Regions from separate parts of the Homo sapiens genome. Here region 2 is linked to region 1. The links are chromatin loops, found by intact Hi-C in ENCODE. Cell type or tissue: PC-3. All regions are shown on one strand. Each heading gives the region's core, and the rest is flanking DNA. Links, peaks and the distances in the headings are about the cores only. Region 1 has its middle 420 kb from the start of LRFN5. Region 2 has its middle 350 kb from the start of LRFN5.

Region 1 (12,237 bases), core at 2,455-10,454:
GATGCCTTATTAGTAGCATATGAATCAAGAGTCAGAAAAAATGGCAATGCCACACAGCCACAGATTGTCCATATAGGTGGCTGAGACATGACAATTTTGCTTTTGGATAGTTCAGTGTATACAAACTTTGTTTCCTGCAATAAATATTTGAAATATTTCATAAAATCACCTTGAGGCTATGCATATAAGGTATACATGAAACATAAATGAATTTTGGGTTTAGATCTGAGTCTCATTCCCAATATATCTCATTGTGTATATGCAAATATTCAAAAATTCTAATAATCTGAAATATGAAACACTTCCGGCTCAAAGCATTTTAGATAAGGAATATTCAACCTGTATGTGTTTTGAAACATTAAGATGGCAAAAGAGACTAAAAAATAATTTCTAATGTCCCTATAATTAATTATATGTTTAGGAGTCTGCTAATTATATAACCTTTTACAACTCCAGGAATAAAAATGTCCACTTAAGTCCAGGCATATTGCCTCTGTATAATAGCTGTCCTACTCAACTGGAACTTCTATGACGACAAGTTCTTTGTCATTTACCACTACAATGCTGACAGTACCTATGTATTACTCTGCACAAAAAGCAACAGTAAATGTTTGCTAAATTATATTATTAACATTCAGAGAAAAATCTTCTGAGAAAACATACGTTAATTTTCATGCTGCTCTTGCTAAGATACATTGGTATTCAATAGTGTGCATATACAGATGAACAACCCAGAAATATCTCAATATCTAAGTTTTGTTGTTTCAACTCTGATTTGGAGGTAGGTAAATTATATCCTGAGCGAATTACGGAGTTGGCAAAATATTCTTCATTGCACTTATCTCCAAATTTTGGTTCATTTTTCCTTTTGTGTTAATCTCGCCCTTTGGATGGGTTTAGAATTCATCTACAGTGAAGAATTGTTTTGGCTCAGAGTTTTCCTAATATCAAGCTCTGTGTCTTTCATCAAAGTCTGAAAGGATCTGACAGATCTATTTTGTGGGCCTTTTGCATTCTCAGGGGACTCTTTTTTCTTCCCCAGGGGTGATTTTTTTCTTCAGATATCTAGAGTTCCCTTTTCTTTAGCTACCTCTTTTGAGCGCAGAGAAACACTGTAACCGTATCTGTCATGTTCACTTGTTAATTGATGGATTTCTCTTTGAAATAAAATACTTGCTGCCAATGTATTATCTAAACCAGACAGTGCACTTCAAATGTTTCCTCTCTGAGTGGTAAGTCTGACAGAATCCTTTTAAGCATTCCTGCAGCCAAGGAAAGTACTAAAAGGGGTTATTTCAAGGTGTTTTCAAGCCAAAAGGCAAGCACCAGGAAGTAGCTAAGCTAGGGTTTCAGAAAGATTGGCCATATAGTTACAGCAACTGAATGGCCCAAGTTCCAACATCTTTAAATTCTAGGATATTCCCTACCCTGGTCTACCTTACACAGTTATGTCTGGAAAATATCCTTCATGGAGGATATCTTTTCACGACTTTTTTTTTTTTCTTTTTATCAAGACAGAGTCTCGCTCTGTCGCCCAGGCTGGAGTGCAGTGGTGTGATCTCTGCTCACCACAAGCTCTGCCTCCGAGGTTCACGCCATTCTCCTGCCTCAGCCTCCGGAGTAGCTGGGACTACAGGCGCCTGCCACCACGCCTGGCTAATTTTTTGTATTTTTAGTAGAGACGGGGTTTCATTGTGTTAACCAGGATGGTCTGGATCTCCTGACCTCGTGATCCGCCCACCTCGGCCTCCCAAAGTGCTGGGATTACAGGCGTGAGCCACCGTGCCCAGCCTCCTTTCATGACTTTTATGCCCTTGTGTTTTTCCTGTTCCAGTGGCACCATGACCTCTTCATTTTGGTCAAAAAATATTTTTTAATGATAATGCGATTTAATATTATTCTACCTCTTTTCTGTTGTGCTTATACGTATCTTCTTGCTTTCTTTATTCTACTTCTGGTAATGGGGCTGTGACAATAAAATACATTGTCATTATGTGATATATCTTCTTTATTAATAGATGCAACTGTATCATATAAATTATGAAGTTAAATAGTAACTATATAATCTCTACTAATTAATCAGAAACAGTTATTTAGGCTTGGTGATTTTTTTGGTTATAAAAATAGCAGACATGATAGAATTAAAAATTAGTATGTTTCATAATAACATAATACAAAGACATTAGAAGATTGTACAATTTTATAGTTGGGTTTAGATAGAAATAATCTAAGGTGCAGGAATTAGACCCAGATAATATAAGTGACTTGCCCAAATGTTCATAGCTGAATGTTGGCAACACTAGGGTTTGAAACAGGACAAATCACCGCTCATCAAAGGTATCTAATATTTCATGTTGAGAGGGCTGAGCAAGAGATCCTGAATGGAGTATTTAGGTAGGTAGAGAGAAGGGCCAGGAAAGGGAAAATTAAAGTGGATGATGAGCTGGTGAGTCAGAAACAGAGAGGCTAGCCTTAAGCTACTACATTAAGAGGCTTAAATGTATCAGTCAAGCAACACAAAAAGTGTTATGTTTTGCGTCAAACTCTGGGCTAAGTTCCTGTCTTTTCAGAGTTTGCAGTCTAACAGAAATACAGAGAAGCCAGCAACGAAATCAGTCACAATACTGACTTACAATATAATACCATAAATAATGTTAAAATAAAAATGAAAGAAAATAGTTCTAACATAAATTATTTTAAAATCTCTTCTAAAGACCAAAGTGATTTATAGTGCTATAAAACTAAATCATCAGAGCATGGAAATCAAGGCATTCAAAGAAGCGAAAACACCATCAAATGCCTTCAGAATAATTCTGTCATGTTTCAGCCCTACCCAATAAAATAATCATTGTCTATTTTCTCAATATAAGTGGCAAACTTACATTCAATTTTACAGACATTTTACATCTTAAAATATATCACCTATAGTAGCATTTTGTTATAACTGGTAAGAAATCTAACTTCACCACCACTAAACATTGGTGCCTGCTAATTTAGCTCTATCAGAGTGTGCTGAAGAAACACTGGATAGCCCTTAGCACCATTCCAGAGTTATATTTCCAATTAATATTATCAGGGCATGATACCTACTAATAATCTGTTTGGAGGTTTTTCTGCCCTCGGGCAGTTCCCCAGGGTAGGGCAGAATAAGAATTTCACATCTGCATGCTGTTTCTTTACTCAGGAATTAAGGCAAGTGCTATAAACTGAATTGAATGTTTGTGTCCCCCTAAAATTCATATGCTGTAATAAAATCTCAGATGTGAAGATAATCGAGATGAGGTCTTTGGGAGGTGATTACATCAAGAGGGCAGAGCTCTCAGTAATGGGAAGAATATTCTCATAAAAGAGATCCATGAGAACTCTCTTGCCCCTTCTGCTCTGTGATGTGACTGTAAGAAGATGTCTGTGTATGAACCAAGAACTGAGCCCTCTTCAGACACCAAAACTTCCAGCACTTTGATTCTGGATTTACCAGCTTCCAAAGTTGTAATAAATAAGTTTCTGCTGTTTGTAAGTTACCCAGTCTATGGTATTCTATTTTAGCAACCCCAAAGTACTAAGACAGAAATTGATACTGAGATGTGGGGTACTTCTGTAACAAATACCTACAAATGTGGAAGTGGCTTTGAACCTGGGTAATGGGTAGAGAGGTGAAAAGTTTTGAAATTGATGCTAGAAAAAGTCTATATTACTAAGAATAAATCATTAAGGATGATTGTGGTGGAAGCCTGGAAAGAAAAGAGGAACGTGTAGAGAAAGCCTTAATCTTCTTAGAGAATACCTAAGTAATCATGAGCTGAACACAGAGTGTAAACAATATTCTTATGAGGTCTCATGAAAATGAAAAAAAAAAAACTGTTATTGAAAACTGGAGGAAAGGTGAGACTTATTATAAAGTGACAAAGAACTTAGCTGAATTGTGCTTGTGTCCTAGTGTTTTGTGGAAGGTAGAATTTGCGAGTGATTAAATCAGATATTTGGCTGAGGACATTTCTAAGTGAAATATGGAAGGAGTGGCCTGGTTTCTCCTGACAGCTATAGTAAAATATGAGAGGAGAGAAACAAATTAAACATGGAATTGTTCATCAAGAGGGAATCACAGCTTGAAGATTTGGAAAATTCTCAGCCTGCCTGTGTTGAAGGAAATGAGAAAGCCTGCTTCATGGGAGAACACTAAGGATGTGGGCAAGGCACCTCCAAAAAGAAGATCATCAAGCATTTCAACAGAAGGTAGGAGCTATTGTTCAAGACAATGGATAATGGCAATTCAGAGATCTTCAGAGCTGCTACTCCTATTATGGGCCCAGAGTGCAAACACTGGGGTCAGAGCAGTTTTAAACAGGGGTTGGAGGGATGCAGGGGGAGAGAGGCATGTCACCAGCACATGTAGAACTTTGGTACACTCTGCTTTGACAGTATCTCAAATTATGAGCTCTGTTCCCCTCACTCCAGCATTATATTCCCCAGCTGCCTTGGGAGTGGTTCAGATGGAGCCCAATGTGCCATGGACTGCACCCAGAACAGCAGGAGGCTGTGGCTATCTTCATCTCCATTTCAAAGGATAGGGCCTCCTGGAAGAGCCACAGGCTTAGCATCCCATCCCTGGAGAGCAGCTGGGCCCAAAAAGGGATTCATCATAGGTGCAGGATCTAGGCCCAGGGCCTTGGAGGCCTGTATTAGTCTATTCTCACATTGTTATAAAGAAATAACTGAGACTGGGCAATTTATAAAGAAAAGAGGTTTAATTGGCTCATGGTTCTGCAGGCTATACAGGAAGCATGCTGCTGGCATCTACTGGGCTTCTGTGGAGGCCTCAGGAAAATTACAATCATGGTGGAAGGTGAAGCAGGAGCAGGCAAATCACGTGGCCAGAGCAGGAATAAGAAATGAGGTGCTACACACTTTTAAATGATCAGATCTTGTGAGAACTCACGCACTATCGTGAGGACAGTATGTGGAATGGTGGTAAACCTTTCATGAGAAATCTACACTCATGATCCAATCACCTCTTACCTGGCCCCACCTCCAACAATGGAGATGACAGTTCAACACGCAATTTGGGCCAGGACACACATCAGAACTATGTCAGAGTCCAAGCCCTAGCCAGCAAAGCTGAGGGAGCAGGGTTGCTGCTTCAGCAAGTTCAGAAGTTGAAACTTTTGCCCCAGTCATCCTGGAAGGCAGACCACTGAGTCAAAGAGGATTATTCTTAAAATGCTATAAACTGAAGATTTTTGTCCCCCAGATTTATATGTTGAAACCCAATCCCCAATATAATAATATTTAAAGATGAGGCCTTTGGGAGTTGATTAAGTCATGAGAGTGGAAGCCTCACAAATGGATTTAGTGCTCCTATTAAAAAATGACTCAAGGGAATTTCCTTGCATTCCACCAAGTGAGGTTTCATCAAGAAAACTGCTGTCTATGAACTGGGAAACAGGACTCCATCAGATAGTTTATCTTCTGGCACCTTGGTCTTGGACCCCCTAACCTCCACAAATGTGATAAATAAACTTCTGTTGTTTATAAGCCATCTAGTTTATGGTATTCTCTAACAGCAGCCAAAATGAACGGACACTGACCAAAGGGAAGGACTCTCTCCTAAAAAGTAGAAAAATAGGCCAGGTACCGTGGCTCAGGCCTATAATCCCAGCACTTTGGGAGGCCAACGTGGGTGGATCATGAGGTCAGGAGTTTGAGACCAGCCTGGCCAACATGGTGAAACCCCATCTCTATTGAAGATACAAAAAATTAGCGTGCCTGTAATCCCAGCTACTCAGGAGGCTGAGGCAGGAGAATCGTTTGAACCCGGGAGTCAGAGGTTGAAGTGAGCTGAGATTGTGCCATTGCACTCCAGCCTGGGCAACAGGCGAGACTCCATCTCAAAAAAAAAAAAAAAAAGAAAAAGAAAAAAGAAGAAGAAAAGAAACATCATAAAGAATAGAGCAGTATGCTGTTCAACTTAACTTTCTATGGTGAGGAAAATGTTTAATCTGTATGCTACCCAACACAGTAGCCAGTAATTACATGTAGCTGCTGTACACCTAAAAAGAGGTTAGTGAGAATAAGAAACTAAATTTTACAGTTTTATTTAATTATAATCAACTTATATTTAAATAGATAACACGAGTCTTAGAGATCTTACACAGTAGTGCCGTTCTACAGTCATTAAATGCATAAAATTAGGACAGTGGTTTTCTAAATGTGGTCTGGAAACCCTTGAGGTTCTCTGAGAAAATTTAAAGGTGCCAAAGGTTAAAACAATGTTTATACTAGTACTAAGAGATTATTTGCTTTTTTACTTGCATGTTTGCACAGTGATATTTTTTCAGAGGTTACATGATATATAGTATGCAACAGGATGAATGCACCAATAGATCTGATATTCCCATATGTTTTCTCAAGCCAAACATTAGAAAGACTTTTTTAAATGCAAAATAATATCAGTTTCTATTTCTTTTTATAATATAGGTATATTTTTAAAACTATGTTAACATTCATTGATGTCACTTAAATTTTTTAAATATCCACTTTAATATCTTTTATTTATTTATTTATTTATTTTATTTATTTATTTTTTTGAGACAGAGTCTCGCTCTGTCACCCAGGCTGGAGTGCAATGGTGTGATCTTGGCTCACTGCAACTTCCGCCTCTCGGGTTCAAGTGATTCTCCTGCCTCAGCCTCCGGAGTAGCTGGGATTACAGGTGCGTGCCACCATGCCCGGCTAATTTTTGTATTTTTAGTAGGGACGGGGTTTCAGCATGTTGGCCAGGCTGGTCTTGAACTCCTGATCTCAGGTGATCCACCCGCCTCAGCCTCCCAAAGTGCTGGGATTACAGGCGTGAGCCACCACCCCCGGCCCATTTTAATTTCTAATATTGCAAATATCACTAGATGTAACTCACATCAACAAAAGCTCTCTGGCATCCTCAGTAACTTTCAAGATTGTAATGGCACCATGAAGCCCAACTTTTGAAAATCACTAGACTGGAAGGCCCAATAATTCTACTGCTAATTTTATTATAAAAGAATTCCTTGCATGGTTAACAAAGGTTTGCTATTTTTTTTTTGAGTTGAATGATTCCATGAGTATGATTCCATGAGTATTCCATGAGTATGATTCCATGAGTATTCCATGATTCCATGAGTATGATCCCATGAGTATTCCATGAGTATGAAGGGAATGATCCAAAACATGTAAAAATGTTTCTATAGCAATTAAATAATAATTGGCATGTTATCCTAGGTCATATTCCATTTGTTAAAAGAGCACTTGTCCTTTAATAGCCATGCTACTCTGGAGGATTTCAGGCACACAGGAAATGTAATAATTTTTTTAGCACCAGCAAGTTACTCAGCATCAGGATATCTTGTTTTAATAAACAAAGTTAATGTATGTCTACTTCAGAGGTTCACAGGAAGATGTGCCTCATCAGGAGATAGAACATCTTGGTATACAATATTGTGCACTGAATAGTTCCTGTACAATTAACATGATTTTCTGACCCTCTGCTACCATCATTGGCTAGAAAAACCATACTCTATTTATTAATGGCCTCCATTTCCTCCCCAAGGTTCCAAAGTTATTTTGCATGAAATGTTATTTTGCAGAATGTTGTCTCTGAATCAGCACCAATTGCCTTTGCTGCACATTTATGAAGCTCCAAATTATTCATTAAAAACCTCTTTAATAAATTAAATGTCCTACTTTTCCTAAAGAAGAATTATTTGTGTTTAACCATCTGCTACCTCCTAAAAGACTCAATTTTTGCTTTCCACTACCACCTAAAGCCTTAAGTACCCCTATTGAGCTCTAACTCAACAAGAGTTTATGATTATAAAACACACAGATCTTACTGATAACATTTTGTGGAAGAGTCTCTGGAAAACAACTTTACTGGCACCACAATGCCCTTAGACTTAGAAGAAAGGCCATTTTCCTGAGTCCTGTGGTATAGAAAGTCCTACTTCAGACTTTCTCTGGCCAATTTCCTACCTTTTGCCCACATAGGAAAAAAAAAAAAAAGTAGCAGGATCAGGGGTTGGATCTACACAAAGAACATACCACCCATTTCTAGACGATGCATACCTAAGGTCGATGAATTCTTTGCATAAATGATCCAACTTTGTTTCTAGTACCTGTTCTAGCCTCTTCCCTGCCTGAATCTTTTCTCCGAAAGACGTATGTGTACCCCTGGTCCCTAAGGATGGCTAAGGGATCAGGGGTTTACAGGGACTGCATGTAAAGCTTAAGTATTCAAGATGAAGCAGGCATATATATGTACAAAAGGCCTTCACTCTACAAGATGCAACTTGGTGTGGGAAGAAAAGGAGGTAAAATGTGGATCAAGACTATGTTCTGTTATGGAGAAAAGGGAAGTAAATTAAGATGAATACATAAGAGCAGGTGTTACTGCTATTTTATAAAAATGGTCAGGAAAGTTTTACAGTTAAAGAGATACTTGAGTACACATGAAGGAAGTGAGAGAAAAATTTGTGTGTATAATTGGAGTAAGAGCGTTCTAGGTCGAAATCGCAGCAAAGGGGAAGAGCAACTATTCTAACCACGTGCAAAGAAAAGTAAGGGCAGAAATATTGTTTACACAGGAAAGAATGAAATGGAGAGTCAAAAGAAATTCGGACAGAATGTTGTCATAAAGACAATTTATATTATGGTTTTGTCTTTTACCCTGAGCCATTGAAGGGGTTTATGAAGAAGGACAGATAACATGACAGATTTTTAAGTGATCATTGTGTATTCTATGTTGTGGGTAAAATTTGAGTTAATAGTAATTAGGATAGGCTAAGTTATGCTGCAGTGAAAACATCCTAAAAATTTCAGTTGATTACAACCATGAAGCTATCTCTCATTTGTTCTACATCTACATTGTTAGTCGGAAAGGAGATTGTATACATAATAGTTACTCAGGGGTCTAAACAAGTGAATTTGCTTCCATAAGCAGAGTACAAAGAAAATACTGTGACACACCACACATTGGCTCTTAAAGCTTCTGCCTCTCTGTGTGACACCATCAATTCTGCTCATATTGCACTGGTCCATGCAAAATCACATGACGCTGCTTGAATTCAACTTGTTAGAGAATTTTAATAGTAAAAAATGCCTAACAACAACTAGCTATTTTTGAACACCCCAACTGATCAATGTTCTTCCCTTATGGTCACAAATGTTGGGTTTACTTTCTTTTTTGATTGCAAAATTCCCTCTCCAAGAAGAAAAGCCAAAAGTCCTATACAATAAAATTAATATTAAGATTTAAAAGAACAAAATTTAATGATTATGTCTATAGAAGTCTAGATGTGGCACCTCTTGTTTTAGAGACTTAAGGGGAAAAAAAACACAATTTATATTATCATTCCCCTCCCCACTCCGCCACTCCCATTTGTCTGAAGAAAGTGAAATGGAAAGATTGGAATAAAAATTCTTATTTTGGAAGGGGAAGAATGCAGGGCTACCTAGAAGCCACTGAATCATAGAAATTTTGCACTCCCACTAAGCAGATATTATGAGGGTTTCTTCCTAAGAGTAGATCTCCAACCTGTAATTCTCAGGGGTCCCAGGCTCTGATCTCTCTTTTTAAATTGTCCTCACTGGATATTTCTGAAGAGGATATCAGAAAAGGTGTCCTCATTCAGACAGGAGTAGCTTTCTAAGCTTTCCTTACCTCTAGAAAGTTCAGGGCCCAAGAACTATTTTAAGTTTCTAATAATCAGTTTCAAAGGTTGATGGTTCTTTTAACACACAATGCTCTTAAAGCTACAGTCACCTATTTCCTATTTGTTTTCAGTCAGTTTCATGTGCCAATAATCTCACTCAAATTTTTTTTGGCACTATACTCCTCTCTCCCGACTTCTTTGCAGGTATAAACAACAGATATCCTGGGAAAAGCACACCCCCAGTATTTTTCTCTATGTCTACCTGTTCAACTGAAACGATTTGCTAGGTGAGAAACTAATCCATTCAGAGATTATTAAATGGATGTGATGGCCACGCCTTTGTTTTGACCCTTGCTGCTGCTAAACTACATTTCAATTAGTTTCTGCTTTTTCAAGGCCTTCACAGTTTTATTTTTACTAGATAGAGATGGAAATTAGTTATACATGGGAACTTCCAAGCTCCCACATTGTTTTACTTTCTTTTAGTCCTTTTCATTCTTTGTTGCAAATTAATTAATTAATTTCTTCCCTTAAATATCATGTCAAAATACAGTCAAAAGTAAGAAACTCAATCTTCTAATGCTTTCTTATTCTTTCTTCTGAAGCTATAAATCCAGTAGTTACAACCTTTAATTTCCACATTGCTACATGTGAACATGAACCACCATCCTTCCAGCTGTCAATAATATCTCTTTGACACCTACCATCCATCACCATAACCAATGCCAGGTATTTTGTTGCTGCTGTCTTGTTCTTTGGTAACTCCTGAAACAATTCCTGTCTCAGGTAACATAGGCTAAACTAAGCTGTTTTTCAACCTGAAAGTCTCAGTGGTTTAAAGCTACATTTATTTTTTCTCTTATTCTTCAAATCTACCCAGTGTTCTCAAGGGAGTTAGGCTCCTAACAGAAATCTTAGTGAAGGGCTTATGGAAGCTCCATCTGTCACTCTGGTTCTTAAAGCTATAGCCCAGAAAGGATGCAGATCAATTCTTACACGTTTCACTGGCCAAACAAGTCACATGGCCATGTCTGAGGTTAAGTGAGTAGAGAAGCAGATTCCTCCTCTATGGCCAGTGCTAAAAGAAGTGATGTTAGCAAAAAGTCCTAACGAATACCATGATGAAAGAGGGTGAAGCAAGGGAGACCATATAAGAGTGTACTGGAATAACCCAGGAGTGAGATGGATGTGGAAGGGATTCAGGTAAGTTCTGGAGGTGGTATGAGGTTTTACAAGTCTGGATAAATTTTGAAAAAAAGGTCAAATAGATTTTGCTAATGAAATGGGAAATTATAAAGAAAAGTGAGTGAAGAATCAATCTAAAGTTCTGACCTGAACAAATATAACAGAGTTACCATTTACAGCTATGAACATGCAAGGGGAGCCATTTTTGAGATAATAGCAAAATTCAGTTGTATGCATGTTAATTTTAAGATGCATATGCTGCATTAAATTCTCCTTTGGGTTTCTGAAGAGAAGTTTTTTTTTTTTTTCTTATAATGTCTATCTGCTTACACCTACTCTTTAAATGTTAAGACTGAAACTATTCATGCTGCACAAGAGTAAGTACATCCTGGACTTCTGATGATGTGATGATCACTCTCATTCTGTTTTTTTTTTTTTCAGTATTCTTTTATCCACATATATTCAAATTTTGAGAGATTTATTATGCATTCCTATATTCAGTGACCCATGATACCTACCACACTACAAGCTAACGACATTAATTAAAAGCTTCTGCTCACCTTAGAAAAAGTGATCTTAGAGAAAACAATCATTCTACAGCACTCCTCAAAATTTTGGATTATTTTTACCCTATCAAGCACTATTTCCTTTTTAAGAAGATCATGTCTCACTTATAAAGATAGAAACGTACTCTTATTTTCTAACTACCCTTTTAAAAACTCAGGGGATCAGAAAACATCGAAATCAAATATTCCTTAAATGTCTCAGAAAACTGTATACAGTGCTTCCTGGCATTTCTCCCAAGGCTCTGTGAATGTGACAAAAGATTATTCTCAATAGGCAAAATAAGGGGCAGCATAAACAATAAATTTTAGTTGATCCAATATGGACCATCTATGCAATCACTTTTTGATTGTAGATACACTCTTGCAGAAAGGCCATTACTATGTAGTCTGCATAATCTCTTTGCAAAAATCCAATTTCAACAAACTTTTCTCCGGAATTTTGAAATTTGTTTGTAGTCAATATAAATAGCTATAACTTTGTACAAAAACATAGATCAAAAGCCACTCCAGTGGTTAGAAGTTGTGGTAACTTGATTACTGTCCAGTATCACTTGGCATTCATTTCTCATAAATCCTACTCAGATTTTTACTCAGCCTTCACTACCCTTATTAAAGTGCCAGAAACGTCTGGAACACAGCTCAAACTCAGTGTTAAGTCTCATTCTCAGGGGTTTTACCGGCACCGGTCTGGAGACTTTGCCAGTTTCCCGGCACTGTCACTCAGAGGACGTTCACATTTTTTACAACAATAAGAGGGGATGTCTTGGTTCTTGCTATTTCTGTGTATAACAGTGGAGAATAGCCGA
Region 2 (12,237 bases), core at 1,345-9,344, 66 kb after region 1:
CACACGTTCTCACTCATAGGTGGGAGTTGAACAATGAGAACACATGGACACAGGGTGGGGGGAACATCACACAGTGGGGCCTGTTGGGGGGTGGGGGGCTTGGGGAGGGATAGCGTTAGGATAAATACCTAATGTAAATGACGAGTTGATGGGTGCAGCAAACCAATATGGCACATATATACCTCTGTAAAAAACCTGCACGTTGTGCACATGCACCCTAGAACTTAAAGTACAATAAAAAAATTTTTAAAAATCACATCAAGTGACAGCATGGTGAACTTTCTTTACCAGTTTATGCACATGGCTCAAATTAAGTACCCTTCTCCACCCATATAATTGTAACCAGTCAACCCAGTATCCAGTCCTCGAAGTAGAATTTGAACAATCTTTCTTTAAAGTAGCACTTCTGACCTAGAGTTTGTGTAAAGCAAATGGGTCACAAGAACTGTCTGACAGTATATCATAACTTGTAGAAGATCTGCACAAATCTACCCATGTTAAATATAAACAAAATATAAAGAAACAATGAAATTCCATTATTAGAATACATGGGAAACTAGATAACCTAAAACTCTTCTGCTAAAACATAGATAAAATTACTACATAAAATCAAATGAAGTCTTTTAAATGATTAGACAAGACTCCAAAAATGTAATAAGATTTCTCTAAGGCCAGGAATACATGACAAAGGAATTAAGACAATAGTGCCTCTAACACATTTCCTGAGCATATCCAGCGATCTGGGAGGTTTAAATATTGTGTGCCCCACATAGAATAGAGTATACAGTCTTCGTGTGTGTGTGTGTGTGTGTGTGTGTGTGTGTGTGTGTGTGTGTGTGTGTGTGTGATGGAGTTTTACTCTGTTGCCCAGGCTGGAGTGCGGTGGCGCGATCTCAGCTTACTGCAACATCCGCTTCCCAGGTTCAAGTAATTCTCCTGCCTCAGCCTCTCGAGTAGCTAAGATTAAAGGTGCCCACCACCACACCTGGCTAATTTTTGTATGTTTGGTATATACGGGGTTTCACCATGTTGGCCAGGCTGGTCTTGAACTCCTGACCTCAGGTGATCCACTCGCCTCCGCCTTCCAAAGTGCTATGACTACAGGTGTGAGTTCACCGTGCACTGCCAAGAATAGAGTCTTAATGAAGACCAAGCCGTGTAAAGACAGTATGTAGAAAAAACTTACTCAGCAATGCCAGACTGAAGGAAGAATTTTCTTTCTCATCATTAGTTTGGTTGGTACTGAAGAAAAAGGAAATTTCCTTTGATATTTCATAAATGTACGTAAGCTAACATACTTTTGGAACTGAAGATCATAACTGTGTAATGTGAAACCTTAAAAAATAATTCCATTTAGCAAAGAAAAATTTTATTGTGTAATAGATGCTTGGCAGAGGCAAAACACAGCTACTTCATGGAGGAAGACCCCCTAAAATATGCCTCATAGAATACTCATGGAAAGAATTCTTAATCATTAGCTTAAATTTGAGGTTTTCTTTTTTGTGGTGGCTGTTCTTGGCTATCATTGTCCATTTTCTCATTGGACTAGTTTTTTCATTAATATTTAAATATTCTGCATGTTACATTGTCATCATAAATGTATTTTTTCAGAATCTATTATTTGTAGATTTTTCATGGTATATTTTCTATATCCCAAATTTTATTTTTATACATCCTTTGAGTCTTCTGTCTGGGTTGAGAAACTCCTTCTTGACTCAGGATAGTATTAGTAGTTGCACATTTCTTGCAAAATTTTTTTAAAAAATCTATGTCTAAGAAAAAGATTTAATTTATTTCTACATGTGACAAAAGATATGGGTGTTATAGTCTTAAGAAGTTCATAATTCTTAAGATAGTAATTTGTGTCAGAACCATTTATTAAAATCTTGTTTAACATTATTTTTAACTGTAATATAATTGAACACTGTCAAAATTATTTCAAAGAACCATAAAAAATATGTATTAGCAAATACTTCAAGCAAATCGATCAATTTCCCACTTTATCCCACTAGCAAAATTATCAGGTGGAAAATGTGAAATGAGCATGTCTAGTATGCTTAAGGAAATACCAGAAAGAATACAATACATAGCAAAAAGCAATGAAAAAAATAAAAAGATAACAATAGAAATTATAATTCTAAGTAAATACTTAACAGCAGACTAACCAGGACAGAAGATAAAGACACTCGCAATTTTAACTATACAAAATTTACAAATAATGTAGCAAAGAGAGATAAAGAAGTGGAAATTTGGAAATAGCAGTTAGCATAGTTCAGAGTTCCTGAATGAGATCATAGGGTAGACAGCAGAGAGTGATGAAATTTTCTTGAAAGAAACAACAGCTGAGAATTATTCAGCATAGATTTAGCGACAAAGATTTTTATTGTCTGTTACTATAAGAACTACAAACTTAGAAAATAAAAATAAATCTATACCATAGCCAAACGGCAAAATAACAAAGAGTCTTGAAGTAGATATAGAAAAAAAAAGATAGATTATTTGAAGGGAACTACATTGACAGTTGCAACTGTCTCAACAAGGGTAGATAACAGAAGACAATTTCTTCACTGTTCTATGAGAAAATAATTGTCAAACTAGAATTCTTATGTCATGTAAATTCTTTCACAAGAGGGATTGTGAAATAAAAGTATTTTATATAAATAAAACTCCAATCTTTTACCATCAAGAAGCTCTCATTAACAAAATTCCCTGGGAATATTAAAAAATAAATCTCTGATAAGCAAAAAGAACAAATAAATTAAGAAAACTGTAACAATGTAGTTAAATCTAAGCAAAACTTGTCTATACATATCAATAATAATGTTTAATTTACAGAATAAAAAATAAACAGAAGTTTGAGAGGTGGAATAACAATGATGGGGTGATCAGCATTACAGCATAGTTTATTTCAAATTAATGCAAATATATTACTTAACTTTAAATGTTTAAATGTATTGTTACAAGTTAATGACTGTTAGCATAAAAATAAAAATATGTATCTTTCAAAAAGCTGAAAGGCAAAAAAGAGAATGAGGCCAAAACCAACCATAGAACCCTAAATTTAAAATATTAGGAATTGAATAAAACGTAAAATTGTGACAAATAACCCCCAAATTACTTGGTAGAAATAATTTCAAACATATTCATAAGCCAAATGAATATATTTACCCTATTTTTATATAATGTAAATACACTAAATTTTTCAGTTGAAAGCATAGATTCTCAGTCTCACAAAATAGTAACCAAAGCAAAGCAGGTATATTTAATTAAAATAACATTCTGATCATTTATTCTATTAAACACTGTACCAGAAGTTTTAGAAAGGACATTTTGACAAATAAAGTACACGAATGGTAAAGATTTGAAGGGGAGAACATGAGGTAGTTCTCTAGGATTAAATTTACAAAAGAAAGAAAAAAATTATAAAATATTTAATTAAAAATATTAGGGAAGTACAAAGTAATTAATTTTGTAGAGATTGCACTAACTTCATAAAGATTTCAACTCTACCCAAATTTATATAGTCATTGCAATTCTAACCAACATCCCAACAAAGTTATTATTGACTTGATAACTAAAAAATAAAATTTTTATAGAAGTCCAAAGAACCAAGATTATCCAAGACATTTACGATTAAAAATCAATAGAGTGAGTATATTTGACCTAGAATAAATAAAGGTCTTACAAACTGAAGTCATTAATATAATATGTGGTAAGATTCTGACATGGTCATGAAGAAATAAATAAATGGCACAGAACAGAAAGCTAAGAAACATATCCACACATATATAAAAGTTATTAATATATCACAGAAGAGTCAAAATAGGTCTTTGGAAAAAGAATGGACAATTTAATAAGTGATGGGACAAATGATCATTGGCATAAAAAACCCATAAAACAGTTTTTATAAAATTCGGTGTCAATATAGAAATTTATTTTATAAATTAGAAAAGAAAGATTTTTTTAAGTATATAGATTTTCCCCATTACTTGGAGAAGAGGAAGCATATCTTAACAGGACACATCAAGTGTGATCATAGAAATGAATATTGAGCATTTGATACTGTCAAATTAATAACTCATATCAATTAATTGACACCACAAGAAAATAAAGAGAAAAGCAACTAACTGAAAAAATATATATGTTTGACACTTATAATAAAAATAAAAATATGTAAAGTCTCTACTTGTAGTAAAAGCAATTTTCTAAATATTATCTCTTTAGCATAGAATATCATCCAGCAGTATACCAGGGATTTTATTTTACATTTTATCAAGGTAAAAACTATGGCAATTAATTTCACCAAATCTGATAATGACAGGGCAAGATGTAAGCATCCAGGGAGTCTAATATAATCTAATATTATAAAAAATGTTAGTGGTGTATTGATAACCATTCTCTGTATTCCGTTAATGGACTGCATATGGATTGCATGCTCTAGTTCATGGATAGGATCAGAAAACATTTCCTCCCTAGTAACACAGAGAGTTTGCTGTATATATAATTTGATATCTTTAGATTGCATAGTAACACATTTCCCAAGTACTTCCGATATGAAATTCAACTTGAAAGTTAGATTTGTGTGCTCCAGCTCATGAACTTGACACTATTCTGACTATCACCATGGGTAAGTTATTCTCTGCATGGTATCGAATTTTAGAAGTTAATCAGAGATGCTACATGATTTCAGCTACTTGTGAAATGTGCAAATGGAGATTTGATAATCCTCCGGAAAATATTTTTTCTGACACAGAAAAAGGATAGATATGTAGCTGTAGCTGATTTGCATTTTATTGTTTCATATAACGTGACTAATTTAGATAAAATTGCCAAATTGTCTACCGTTTATCATTTGCTTACAGGCTCTGAGTTCTGTGTGTCATCCCTCCAGTGATATAACAATTTATAAGGAAGTTACAGGAGCAAGACTATTGGTATTAATGGTAATTAAGACTAAAGACAATGCCAATAACTCTGAGGGATAGGATATTGAATTTCTTTCCAATAAAAAGTCACTTAAAATCATAGCTTGTGTACCGCAATATATTATAGTATCTGATTTTGTTTATCTATATTCACCACAATACCATAAGCTTCATGAAAACAAGGACTTTATTGAAGCTAACAGTGTGTGTAACATGACAGGCCCTAAATAAATATTTGCTGAATGAATAACTAAATGAGTAAATGAAATGATCTTTTTCTCCTTGATAAACAGGTTATACAAAAGCAAATATAAGATTAACCAGATTAAATAAAAGATTGCTTTTTTAGTGTTCTGTGGTAGATATGCTGTGATCTAGCCAATTTGAATTCTTAGTGTAGTATCAAAACACACATCCCATAATACTGCTGGAGGGAAAATGGCATTTAGGATTAGAATTAATTTTTAACTGATGCAGTTCCAAAATGTTCTAAGCATAAAAGCTATGAAAAACTGAATTATTTATTATGGTTCTTACAGACCTTTCTTTTCACTGAGAGTCCAGGTAAGTGCAAGTTAATTATAAAAATTGTAGGCTGGGCGCGGTGGCTCACGCCTGTAATCCCAGCACTTTGGAAGGCCGAGGCGGGGGGATCACAAGGTCAGGAGATTGATACCAACCTGGCTAACATGGTGAAACCTCGTCTCTACTAAAAATACAAAAAATTAGCCAGACGTGGTGGCATTTGCCTGTAGTCCCAGCTACTCGGGAGGCTGAGTCAGGAGAATCACTTGAACCTGGAAGGCGGAGATTGCAGTGAGTCGAAATCGCGCCACTGCACTCCAGCCTGGACGACAGAGCGAAACTCTGTCTCAAAAAAAAAAAAAAAGATTGTAGGTGTTCCTTAAAATTTGGGGGTTTTCATTTATAAATCGCATTGCAAAATGTGTTTATATACAGCATAACTTCATAAATTTGATTCAATTTCCCAGAGAAACATGGGATTGGTGTATTATTAACCAGAACATAGTATATATTATAAAAGTACTAAATAAAGGATAATTTAGTGCAAATTTCTGCATTAACTGTAAGGCAAGAATAGTTTCCAGAGCTTACATAATAGCACATAAGTGTGTTATATACTTGCACCTCCTAAAATAATAGATGTATAAGTATATATTCAGGACATTAAACAATTGTTTTGATTTGTATGTTAAAGATTTGATCTAAATGACAGTAAAAATTTAAAAAATAATTGTTTTGGTTTTCATTTTAAAATTTCACGCTATTTAAGAGAATGTTCTAGTTAACTGTAAAATGATGTTGAATTAAGATTTCTTGGATTTTTCTTTTTCAAGGAGTAAACTTTCTATTTATTACGTTTATTGAAAGTGTTTTCACAAATTTTAAGATCACCTCAAAAATGTATAATTGTCAATGTCTATATTCTTGTTGGTGATGGTAGTGATAATGATGACAAGCTTTTAAGAAGTTTAGAAAATAATCAGTTTTCTTGTCTTTATTATTTCCTAACAATCACTTTTCTTTCAAAAACTAAATTAACATATGACAGGTATTCCAATTCCAGTCTTCATTGAAAAAACGAAAAAGGAAATCTATTATCAATCGTTTTCAAACTTTTCAGAGGATTCTAAACCTCCTCAACAGACTGCTAAAATATGCATTAACATTTCAACAGTATATGCTTAATTGTCATTGCCCTTTTACTCAGTGAATGAATAAACGCACATGGGGTATGGGCACTTATTAGGAAATGTTGAATCAATAGAGAAGGAAAATACAAAATTTTCTACTTTAGTAGGTAAAACTTATATTGATGACTTCAGGAAAGGCAACTTAAATAAAAATAGCTAATGTATGTAAAATGTAAAGTATGCATGTGTTACGATTTGATATCATTTACATGAGCCAATAATAACTGAGTGAAGTATTATAAGTACCATTATGCAAACCATTTCACAGATGAGAAAACTAAGGTCCAGAGAGATTAAACAACTTGCCCAAAGTTACACGCATACTAAATGGAAAAACTGAGACTTAGACACAGGTAAGCTGGTCCAGAGTCTACTTTTTTTTAACAACTAGCATTCTGCCCTAGCATTGAATTTAATTGATTTGAATTGGAACAATTTTTGGGTCAGCAGCTAGTGCTTTACTGAGAAAAAGGCAAAGATAAATAACACACAGCTTCTGCCCTGAAGCAGCTTTCAATCTCATAGCCATTCATAAATATTGAACACTTAGAAATGCATTCACAGATCTTTGGTATGCAAAAATATCTTTTTTGTATGATTTGCTATTTAACACCTCTACATGTTTTTATCTCTCTTCTTTGAATTACTTAGCACTAAGTTGGCTGGGTTGCTTATTTTGGCACCCAGTCACCTATTTTCTTATCCCATTAATTGCATTCAGAGTCACTCACTCAGGCAACTTTATTGAATGCCTGTATTGCTTAAGAAACTGTGGTGACACTATTTTTGCCTTTTCTCAACGAAAAGTCTTCAACCTGGGGCCCTGGGGTACATAAAGACTTTCTATCAGGTTGGCATGCACCAGTAGTTTCAATGGAATTGATTCCTAGATTCTCGTTCTCATATATGCCTTTTTTAAAAAAATGATCTGAAAACAAATCTAAATTCACATAATCTGCTATCAATATACACAATTACAGGCACACCTTTCTCTGAACCTAAATCTTAATACTGTTTATTAACCCAAGGTTTATAAAACTTCGGGATGTCAAACAAATGGATACACATATATAGAATACAGAAAATTCTCCTTTAATCTTTAATCAAAGCTGTCTTAAACCTTAAAATATTTTTTTCTCTTTACACACACAGAAACACACCATATCAATACAAACACACACACAGTGTTTTATATTATTAATGGATATTTTGATCCATGCCTCAAGATCAAATTTAGAATAGCCAAAGCATAAGTTACTGATGTTCCTATTTTGAAAGATTAATAATTCATACATTTTGCAGGAGTACTGAACTCTGCCAGTAAACAAAATACATGGTATGGTTTGGACCTGTGTCCCCACCCAAATCTCATGTTGAATTGTAATCTACATTGTTGGAGGTGGGGCCTGGTGGAAGGAGACTGGATCATGGGGGCGGTTTTCTCATGAATTATTTAATACCATCCGCTTGGTACTAACCTCGAGATAATGAGTGAGTTCTGGTGAAATAAAAGTGTGTGGCCCCACCCCCTTCTCTCTCTTGCTCCTGCTTTCTCCAAGTGACTTGCCTGCTCCCCCTTCACCCTCTGCCACAATAGTAAGTTTCCTGCGGTCTTCCCAGAAGAAGATGCTGCTGTTTCCTGTGCATTCTGCAGGACCATGTGGCCATTAAATCTCTTTTCTTTATAAATTAGCCAGCCTTGGATATTTATTTCTAGTAATGTGAGAATGGACTGATGTAATACATTTTTTATATTTGTTTTATTCAATTAGGTAGTTAAAGTTGACTTTATAAATATATTCAGTATTTATTACTACTTTAATCAGTACATTGTTTCAAATTTTAAAATGAAATATCTAATATTTTTTATCACTTATGAGTAATAAATTTATTTAATCTTAGGATGGACATCTTTAGTTGTCACCCCTAAAAAGGAAGGGAAGTACAGTGTTCCAGAATTCTTTTAGGTATGTGTAGTTAAAAATTTGAAGGCTACTACTCTAAAAGTTTAGCTCTTAGAGAACAACTTCCTGTGAATCTACAGTAAAATATTGTGACTTTTCTACTGAAAATGAATTATTGAAAGACATTTGAAATATTAGAAGTTGTAAAGAAACATATAGGCTAATACTCCACTGTAACATTTCACAGTAAGTAGTAATTCAGTTATGGTCAAAGTTAAATCATGTCCCCAAGGATGGCAATGGAGGATTCAAATCCTTCTCAATAGCACTGAAAGGGTATTTATTGCTACAGCAATATTGCATAACATTCACAAAATCTCACTGATATACACTTATTAGCATTTATTTCACTTATATGAACCCCTTAACAACTAAGAGTAGCCATAAATAGAAGATCTTTTTGATTTTGGCCGAGGTGACTTATGCACCTGAGTATATGCAGTGATAATTGGGGCAACTCAGCTCTGCCCCATGTGTTTCTCATCTTCCAGTAGCTAGACAGTGAATTTCTTTTTTACATACAATTTAAAATTGTATTTTACATTCAGGGGGTACATGTGCAGGTTTGTTACATGAGTATATTGCATGACACTGAGGTTTGAAGTACAAATCATCCTGTCACCCAGGTAGTGAGCACAGTACCTAATAGCTAGTTTTTCAGCCCTTGCTCTCCTCTCCACCTCCCCTCCCTAGTAGTCCCCTGTGTCTATTGTTCTCATCTTTATGTCCATATGTACCCAATGTTTAGCTCTCACTTTTAAGTGAGAACATGAAGTTTTTGGTATTCTTCTCTTGTGTTAGTTCATTTGGAATGATGGCCTCCAGCTACATCCATGTTGCTGCAAAGAAAATACTTTTATTTTTTATGTTTTTATCAGCCAGTGCATTTCTTAAGGCAATGAAATAAGTATAGGAGAATGAGTAAAAATATTCACAGACTTGGCTTAGTACCAGCATAATGTCACTTCCACCTTACTTCATTAGTCAAAATTAGTGAAATGACCAAGCCCATATAGGTAGGGAGGGCACTACAAAATACCATGCCAAAGAGCATGGTAACAAAAAAGAGTAAAAAATTATATTCAGGGCCAGTTTTATCATCTACATCAGATGTACACAGTATTGAATTATTTCCCTTTATTAATTAAGCAGAAGGATGAAATCTTAGGTAGTTTGCCTAGATGTTAGCTTTGGGCATATTTTTTACAGCTCTGAGTTAGGTGACTATGTTCTAGATGTCCAAATCTGAAGGGGAAAAAGAAGAACACTTCACTTTATATATAATAAGTAATTTTCAAGCTATACAATTTAATATACAAGATAATTAAAATATGTACCATTAAACCTAAAGATAAAAAAGAAAGATCTTACAATGTGCGTAAGGCTTCTAGACCAGTGGTATGGCCTAGGACCAATTTGACTATTTTTTCCACTTTTTATATTTCCTGTATTTTCTATCATTTATTACATGTGTGGTACTTTTTTCCTACTTTTTATATAAATATGATGAATTTTTATCATAGCTATAATAGAAAAAGCATGAAAAATATTCTGGAAATAAAAATGGGTTAATTATAACACTGAGCCTAAGTCTTTATATCCCTAGTCATTTTTTTAAATGCATGAACTTTTATTTTATCTTCTTTGTACTCAGATATATTATAGGTTGGTGCAAAAATAATGGCAAAAACTGCAATTACTTTTGCACTAACCTAATAATTTATATGACAAATTAAGAGCGTATTTGATTTCAAATTTGTGGTTAAACAAAAAATTGTAAGTGCTTGTTAGAAAATCCCTGGAGGCAGAGATAGTTCTGGATGTACTTATAGATGTCACAGTAATTTCACTGTTCAACAAAAAAAAGTAAATTATTATTTTTAATGTCTGAATAAAAAAGCTTTATATAATTTTAGTTCAGAAATATAAACAAAATAAGGAAAATAGTGTATTCACATAGGAAATTAATTACCAAATATATTAAGTCATCTAACTTGTTAGATGGAAATATGGTCTGTCTTTGTGAATATTTAAGACCATATCAAAAAAATATGAGCATAATTCTTGATATTCTGTTACTGAAATATAATATGGTCCTGATGATGATGGGGACAAAAGTATCTTTTTTTTCTCCAAAAGAGCAATGATTAATTAAAAGCAACAAGTTTATGATGGTAAATCATCTTTCATTTCCTCCAAACAATACATTCCGTTCTAGCCTTAATGTCCAGCTTTAAATTCCATTAATGTTAGACCATTCTGTGAACAAATTTTCAGGGTCTTCCTCATGAAAATCACTGGAGATATTTGGGATTGAAAAGGGGGGGTGAAGAAATAACTAATGGGCTTCCTTAAGTTGCTTATGAAATATTTAAAGATACATAAAGACATAGAATACAAATAGCTAGAAAATTAGTGTCTATGATAACTAAGAGAGAAATAGATAATGTAATCTGGGACTTTAGGGGATGGGGCAATAATACTATAGCATATGAATGCCACTGGAAAATAAGGAATATAACTCAATCAGATAAATAACAAATGTTTTTAAGCATCCTCAATAGCCCCAGAAGTTTGCTAGCAACTGTGATAGAAAACTAAACAAAACAAAAATATAGTGCCTGCACTCCATAAGTTTTTTTAGTGACCTAGTAAAAAAATCGATTCATTTTGTAAAATTTAAATACTTTATTGTATGGTAGAGAATGTAAGTGCATTCGGGCTAGGGAAAAAGAGATCAGGGGAACCTGGCAGAAAATAATTCATCGAAGAAACAGAGCCAAAACTGAACTTGGTAAGCCAAGGAAGACACTGGCTGTGAGGAAAGGGCATGTGAAGTGATGAAGAGCTCATAATGAGTGTTTGTGTTCCAGGACTAGAGAGCAGATATATTAATTTTTATAACAGGTACTTTTTTTTTTTGGAGGAAACAACAATGGGCTAAACATATAATAGAAAGGCAGACAAAAGGAGACAATGGAAACACATCTGGGTTTAAAATGCATTTAGGAAAACTTCTAGTTTCATAAAGACATGAATATTTATTTGGCAGCTAAATGCAACATGGATTGGAACAGGCAGAGAGAGGAGAAACAGATGACAGAAAAAAATTGAAATGCTTTTCCAATACAAAAGCATATTCCATTCTTGCTCCTTTTTCGGAAATGAAGAGTTTATTTCCCCAGCTGCTGCCAGTGCTGCCAGCAGACAGCTCAGTTGTCAGCCCCCTTGGAGATTCCTTGAGCCAAAGGGAACCACTCTACCAAATACCAGACCTCCCTCTCAGGGTGACCTGCATCTAATTTTCTTGTTCCCACTGGGGAGATTTCTGAAGCATCATCCCATTTACTATGACTACATTGGAGCTTGACGTCTTTCTCTGTCCAATCCTGATGCCTTGTCTTCTCTTCCACAGGTCATCTGGCGAGCACCCCGGTATTTCTCCCGCACATTAATTTCCTTGGAGTCCACTTCACACGAGCCCAACTGGCAGACATTCTCTCTTTTTTTCTCTTTATAGAACTATAAAACTGTGTTATTTGAGTTATACATTACCATAATGGATGCGGTAATAGTGCTTTGTCAGCTGTATCTCCCTGTTGGCTGTCTCTGCTTTTGCCTTGAGGAGCTATT

Evidence for each region. A loop is a pair of places that touch in the nucleus more often than their neighbours do. Peaks named below come from ENCODE experiments on the same cell type or tissue, not always from the same donor. Only the 100,000 strongest peaks of a DNase experiment are listed, where the experiment ranks them.
Region 2: a loop joins it to region 1, with 4 times the contacts of the local background. A loop is called at or near these places in 3 of 110 quality-filtered maps.

The regions. Positions count from the first base shown.
Region 1 is chr14:42,017,708-42,029,944 of GRCh38, reverse strand. No RefSeq gene overlaps it. Among named protein-coding and RNA genes, the nearest start is that of LRFN5, 420 kb to the right of the region's middle. In PC-3, for the core only: no CTCF peak of the experiment used is centred there; no DNase peak of the experiment used is centred there.
Region 2 is chr14:41,950,564-41,962,800 of GRCh38, reverse strand. No RefSeq gene overlaps it. Among named protein-coding and RNA genes, the nearest start is that of LRFN5, 350 kb to the right of the region's middle. In PC-3, for the core only: no CTCF peak of the experiment used is centred there; a DNase peak (open chromatin) is centred at 5,140; H3K4me3 peaks cover 369 bases; H3K27ac peaks cover 901 bases.